Linked DNA regions of Homo sapiens: region 2 is linked to region 1. Evidence: chromatin loops called from intact Hi-C (ENCODE). Cell type or tissue: mammary epithelial cell. All regions are shown on one strand. Links, peaks and the distances in the headings refer to the core of each region. The heading gives the core; the rest is flanking DNA.

Region 1 (4,284 bases), core at 756-3,255:
TGACAGCACACGTGGGCAGCAGCGATGGCCTGGTGGGGCAGTAGAGGTGGGATTATGGGCAAGACTGGGAAGGGTGTGCTCCTTTCTCAGAGACCAGAGCTCTCTGGTTTGGCAGTGGTAGAGAGGAGAGAGGCTAGCCTGCGAATGGGCGTCCTCAGGGAAGCAGGAAGTGAGTGGGTGTGGGCAGGTCTGCAGTTCACTCCGGATGGAAGGAAGGCTGCCGGGAGTAGGAACCTAGGGCAGCATTCTTCACACTCTATGTGCAGAGTGTCTCCTGGGCAGAGGCTTCAGAATACAGATTCCTGGGCTCTCCCCTCTGCCTCTACTTCTGAATGTCTAATGGCAGGCCTGGGAACTGTGTCTGTAACATATACTCAGAGAGGATGATGCTGGAGAACAATTAGGAGATCCAATGAAGACACCAAGGGGAGCAAAAGAGACTGTCAGCACTTTGGTTGGAGCTAGAGTTGGTCAAGGCATTATTCCATGTATTTCACCTGGTTTTCACTCATTTGACAGGGATCTATTGTGCTTTGGTGTGTCCAGTACTGTGGGAAACACAAATAAAGGAGGTAGAGCGGTGGGGAGAGTGAGACTGGTGAAGGCCCAGCAGCTGTTCCAGGCACTGTTTCTCCCTGGCAGAGGCTGGATTCATGGATGATGCTGGTACTGAGGCGTGGTTTGACTTTGAGGAGCATGAATGCCTGGCCTTTGGTATCTAGAGAGATGAAAGGTACAGTTTCAGCCTGGACATTCAGTTTTCCCTGCCAAATCTAGGTAGACGATGACTTGAGTTCTTAAGTACACAAGGAGCAGTCCAGGGTCCTGGGTGTTGGATGATTTCTATAATGCCAGCTGGCATTTTTGCTCCGTTAGTGTGCCACAGATGGGGGAGTCACTGGTGAGTGCCACTGAGGGCAGGCCTTATTCTGCTTCCTTTCTTGGGACAACATTGACTCCTCTGGTTTAAGCTGACAGAGATTTCTCCTGGTGTTGGTGCTAGCCATCTTCCAGATGAGATTAAAACCTAAAATGCTCATTTAGTTTGTCTTAAAAGTGTCTTACAAGCAACTTGTCTGCTGAGCTCTGTGTGCTGCAATCATGGCAGGAAATGGAATCTCGGGTTTCAGGCAGGGGCAAGTGATACAGTTTAGAGTTAGTGTTGAGGCTTGAAGACTGTAGGGTTACAACATTCAGTTGGATGTGATTCAGAGCAAGTTCGGACAGTCTTTCTCTCAGAAATTGACGCAAGGCTGCACTCTATTTACTGGAAGGCTTGCAGGCGGTTGACTGCTAATGTGCTCATATGGAATTTGGGCAACAACACCTCTTGCCCTCTCTAGACTGTCACTAAGTACACAATCCGATGCTTGTCATGCTGACTTGGTTTCCTCTGTTCTACTGAGGACTTGGTTGTCCTTCCTCAATCTTTCCCTTCATATCACACATGGTATGACTCTTACCAACCTTCCCTTTAGCTATACCACATCAACTATTCAACTGCAGTAGCTGTTGGGCAATTGGAGACTGTCTTTTCTTTGCCTTCCTGGGAAGAGGCCATGATGGTTCCACGCCAGCAGCCCTGAGGTGGGAGGGGCTTGTTGCTTTCACCAGGGACCGTGGTACCACCATCACCTTGGTGGGTTTGATGCAACATGAGGAGGTGGATGATGGAACAGGCGCCCCTAGATTGGGTCCTCTGCTATGGGGGAGGGGTCATTAAAAGATCTGCTTTAGGTGAATCACTCTAGGCTGGGGCAGGGTCCCAGCAGAATGTGATTTCTACTTCTAAAGGTACCCAGAGGTACCAATTTCACTCTGAAAGGAGCCAGTTCTTGCTCTGCTCCAATTTGCTCTTTAGTCTTCTGGGTTGAGACAAATATGTTCAACAGAGCCCCCTTGTGGAGAGAGACAATGTACAACTGTCTATCAAAGGCCCTGAGAAGGCCTGTAGCAAAGAAGCCCACTGCCTTTAATTCGGCATTTCCCAATATTATTAAGCCATAGAACCTCCTTTTCTAAATTTTGCTATGTACTCCTGGGGGAACTAGTGTTCCACAAAGTGCCCTCTGCGAAACACTGTTCTAAGAATTTAATAATTCCAAAACCTCCCTTGCCCTTTAAAAAAAAAAACACCAAAAAAACAAAAACCTGTATCTGGGGTATATACCCTGGTGACTGGTAATCATAATCTTAAAATGAAAAAGTTAGAAGGGCCTGCTTTTCCTTTCTTTAGAAACAGAAGAAAAAATGAGTACATAATTAGCATATGCTAACTGCTATAACAGGCAACTCCCTGAATTTTGATTATCTTAAACTACATACATTTATCTCTCTACCATGTCACAGCTCAGTGCAGTTAGTGGGGAGCCCTACCCTGTGCAGTCATTCAGGGTTTCATTCTTCTCCCACTGTGTGGCTTTGCCATGTCCAGAATGGGACTTCAATGTCACCTTGCTGTGGTCCAGCTGGCAGATGGGGGAAGAGAGAGAGTAAAGAAGACACACGTGCTGAACTCCTTGGGCCCAGCAGTGACATAGCCAGCCCTACATACATGCTATGGTGAGACCCTCTGTGGTGCCCCACCTAGATACAGGCATGCCAGGAAAGGCAGCTTAGCCTTGTGTCCAGAAAACTGAAACACGCACGGCGAACATCTGAGTCCTCTCTGCCACTGTGAGATAAGACATTGAGATGAGGTGTCTGAATCCTAGTCTGGGCGGAGGCAGAAGGAAGGGACCCAAGAGATGGTGAAGACAGAGAGAAAGGCAGGACCGGGAGCCTGGAGCAGAAGGAAAAGGACACCCGGGAGCCAGCCTAGGAGAGGCAGAGCCAAAGATTCCAGGGTCTCCATGAATAGAAGGTGCCATCTTGAGGCTCTGAGAAGGGATTGGATGCTTTTAAAGAAGCATGGGAGTCGGGCGTGGTGGCTCACACCTATAATCCCAGCACTTTGGGAGGCTGAAGCAGGCAGATCATGAGGTCAGGAGTTTGAGACCAGCTGACCAACACAGTGAAACCCCGTCTCTACTAAAAATAGAAAAAAAAAATTAGCTGGGTGTGGTGGCAGGCTCCTGTAATCCCAGCTACTCAGGAGGCTGAGGCAGGAGAATTGTTTGAACCTGGGAGGTGGAGGTTGCAGTGAGCCGAGATCGTGCCACTGTGCTCCAACCCAGGTGACAGAGTGAGACACTGTCTCAAAAAAAAAAAAAAAAAAAAAAAAAAGCATGGAAGAAAAGAAGGAAAAGGACATGGGTGAACAGAAATTCTAGAAGCACGTAAGGGTAGCAGCGGTCTGTAGGTAACTTCCATACTAGGGAATCATTCTCGTTTTCTTTATAGTATATTGAAATAATATACATTTACCTGAGGGGAAAAAAAGCATTTCTTTTGAAGTAGGAACAAGTCGGGAAAGAATTTACTTTTATTAGCTTTACTTTAGTAAAGTATCTTTGTTCCACTGGTCCAGGGCTTCTCAACTTGTATGCCACCAATGGTCTTCCCACGCCTTAGGGAATGGGATGGGGTGGGAATAGAATCCCTCAACAATCTCCTCTGGCTCTGGAATCTCCTCCTTTTTCCTGAATGAGTCATACCAACATCATCATTTTCTGTGTGTACCATAATGCACAAAACTCTGGGAAGCTCCACATTAGCTCAGTATCAGTGTCTGCCAAGGTATGGGGTTGGTACCCATCGTAAAACTCCATAATCAACCCATCAATTACCATATTTTATCTCTTTACACCCTGTGTTGCATAAATGCCCAAGAAGCAAGAAGCAATCAAATTAGAAATAGTTGCAGAAAATATGACAAAGGAAAAATAAAGATTGGAAAGACAACAAGGAGACAAGAGAGAGGTCGGCTTGGTACCCAGGAAGGCATGTGGAATAGACTTGAGTGAACTACACATTCCACAGCATCAATGAGATGAAAATAAAATGGATATTCAGAAGCAGCCTATTCCTCTCAGTAAAAAAGGTCCTAGAAAAAGACATCTTTCCTGATGATCCCAACCCTCCATAACATTTTTATAGTGAATACAAGCACACACTTTGTGGGACTCTTCTTCAGAGTGTTCTTCAGTGTACGTTCAGGGCAAAATTCCAAAGTTCAGGCTGGGAAAAGTAGTTTGGGAAGGGGTGAAGGTGGGGCCAGGAATGCATCTGTGTGAGATGATGTTCAACATCCCAGGGAATCCATAAAATGTAAATAAAAATGCAATGCTACTTTCCAGCTATCAGATTGGCAAAGATTACAGAGACTAATTCCAAAGAGGAATA
Region 2 (2,500 bases), core at 1-2,500, 290 kb before region 1:
AAAGATAAAAACAGGCTTCTTTTAGTATTTTTGAGAATAAAGTTTTCAGAACAGCATCCCAATGTACCTGTTTGTTCATTTGTTCCATAGATTTCTTCTTTGAGAGTATATGGTATCAGTATATATAATTAGACTTTCATTTAAATTTCTAGTCCATTTGTGGATTACCTTACCACTTTGGGGAGTGTTTATATTAACTATTCTGTGCCAGTTTTTCTTTGCGGAAAATCTTTCTCTGCTTTTTGCTAAAATAAGTAACAAACAAGAAGCTAAAGATTATAGCTAATGGTCTAGAACAAAGGATTAGAATCCAATTCTGGCAGAAGCCAAATGAGTTACAGTGAATTTGGCACAGGGTGTAAAAGGAACTAGTCTCTGTTAATTGTATGTTCCTGTTTGTAAACAGGTGTTTGCCCAAGGGGAGTACACTGCACTTCTTTTCAAATGTTATGGAAGAGTGATTCACTGGAATAGGTGAACATTTCTCAGTTTCACACCCCGAATACATTATGACAATTCTTTTAGTACTCTGGGCTCAGTGAGTTTTATTAGTAGCAGAAAAGATGGGATTCCAGAAACTGTAGCACCCTCCTTATTTGGTGTTTCTGAGTTTAACTGGCAGGCTGTTGTCCTTGTCTTTAATTAAATTACTTCTCAACCAAGTGTCTTTGAAGGACAGCTTTTGTGAAATGTGTCAAACACTAGGGCTTTTTTCTTTTCTGCCATGAGGCTTGTTGGCAGCAGTGGGAATGAAGTTAGGGGATCAGGAGTACAGTGTTAAACCAGTTATTAAAAGGGCCTTATTGCCAATTACTGAAGAGGAAAGAAGAAAATAAACACTCAAGAAGACAAAACGAACTCCTTTCCATTGAGATCCCTCTTCCCTTTGCTTGTTCTTTAACGCCAGCCAGAATCTTGCGGTATTGTTCTGCTTGTTTTAACTATCATGTTTTATTTTGCTCAGCATTTTGGAAATTTCTCTAGAGCTGTGGTTCTCAATTGGGAGTGGGATGATCGAGACTCCGGGACATTTGGCAAAGTCTGGGGGCATTTTTGATTGTAACAGCTGGGGAGAAGGGAGAGGATACCATTGGCATCTAGTAAGTAGAGGCCAGTGATGTTGCTAAACTTCCTACAGAGGGCAGAGCAGCCCTCACAGCAAACAAGTATCCAGCCCAAAATGTCCACAGGGCTGAGGTTGAGAAGCTCTGCTCTATAGGAAGAAATTAAAAGGCATTTAAAAGAAGTGGCCCGTCTCTACAAATTCATAGCCAGTTTGTGCAAGCAGATATTCAAAATATCTCATTTCAGTGCCTTTGCACTGAAAATGAGTTTTTGTTTTGAGCACTTCCTTACTCTCTGGCACTACATGCTGCTCCAGGTTTGTCTTATATATCTCTTGCCCCCTGCTGGAATCAGCCATTTCTCCAAGGAGCCCTGGTCTTTTTATTGAAGAAACCAAGATCTGGGCATTAGGTGTGCTTATTGGCACTTAGTTTTTTAAACTCCAAAATCTAAGCTTAATTTGTTAATGAGACCAGTTTTTAAAACTTGGTCTTTACCATATATTATATAAGTGTACTTTAAAAATTCTTTTCTTATGTTTGAGCTTACATGGAACATTCTAATTACCCAAGTAATATTGAAATTCAAAATGAATCTTTATAAGTTAAATGAAACCTGCAATAACATGGATTGTAAAATGTATTGCTTTTATAATATACTGATGGTGTTTGAGACTACTGTTACTTTAAAGCGACTTTGTTATTGTACACTTTTTACCATATGTAGTTTTATTTAGTTTTATTTCATAGCCTCCTACAGCTGAAAGGCACTTAATCCTGCCTTGTCTACAAATCGATAATTTGTTCTGAAGTGTGTGAAAATCTGCATAATGATGAACCTGGCTAAAAGAGTTCTATTGTGATTTACGTTAAACTGATAGTCCTTCATTTGGGTAATGTTCATATCTCTGTAGAAATTTAAGGTTTAAATTCTCCTAAGATAGTTTCTGGAATTTCTTGGCTTTATCTTTAACTGCTTTGTTTATTTCAAAAACTGTCTTCTATGCCCATAATTGATTGACGTAACCTGTCAGGGTTTTCTCTTTAAGTAGCATTGTTGATTTTTAAACCATTTTAGGTACAAGGGAAAATAATTTTGATTTTAAAATGAATATTTTCTCTTATTAAATATTTTTTATGTACTGAAAAACTCTTAAGATTTAGACAAAATTTTATGTTTTATCACACTTAAATAGACATATAAAGAAAAATACAAGCAAAATAATTTGTTCAAGGTATTCTTAATTTTTTTTTCACATTCAGAGTCTATTTGGGATCACTTTTAAACATAGAATTGTCAATGTCTGTATTTTTCCAAACATTACTGTCCTCTATATCATCAGAAGTTTTGGTGATGTAGCATTTAAAAAAATAATTTGAGATGAAATTCACATGACATAAAATTGATCATTTTAAAGCGAAGAATTCATTGACAT

The links. Peaks named below come from ENCODE experiments on the same cell type or tissue, not always from the same donor. Only the 100,000 strongest peaks of a DNase experiment are listed, where the experiment ranks them.
Region 2: it touches region 1 in a loop (26-fold over the local background); 12 of 110 quality-filtered maps call a loop at or near these places.

Annotation. Positions count from the first base shown.
Region 1 is chr7:33,742,559-33,746,842 of GRCh38, forward strand. No RefSeq gene overlaps it. Among named protein-coding and RNA genes, the nearest start is that of FLJ20712, 19 kb to the left of the region's middle. In mammary epithelial cell, for the core only: a CTCF peak has its summit at 1,898 (motif pointing left); a DNase peak (open chromatin) is centred at 1,243; H3K27ac peaks cover 1,206 bases.
Region 2 is chr7:33,458,288-33,460,787 of GRCh38, forward strand. The region is part of intron 19 of BBS9 (Bardet-Biedl syndrome 9); the gene reads left to right. Among named protein-coding and RNA genes, the nearest start is that of FLJ20712, 270 kb to the right of the region's middle. In mammary epithelial cell, for the core only: a CTCF peak has its summit at 1,135 (motif pointing right); no DNase peak of the experiment used is centred there.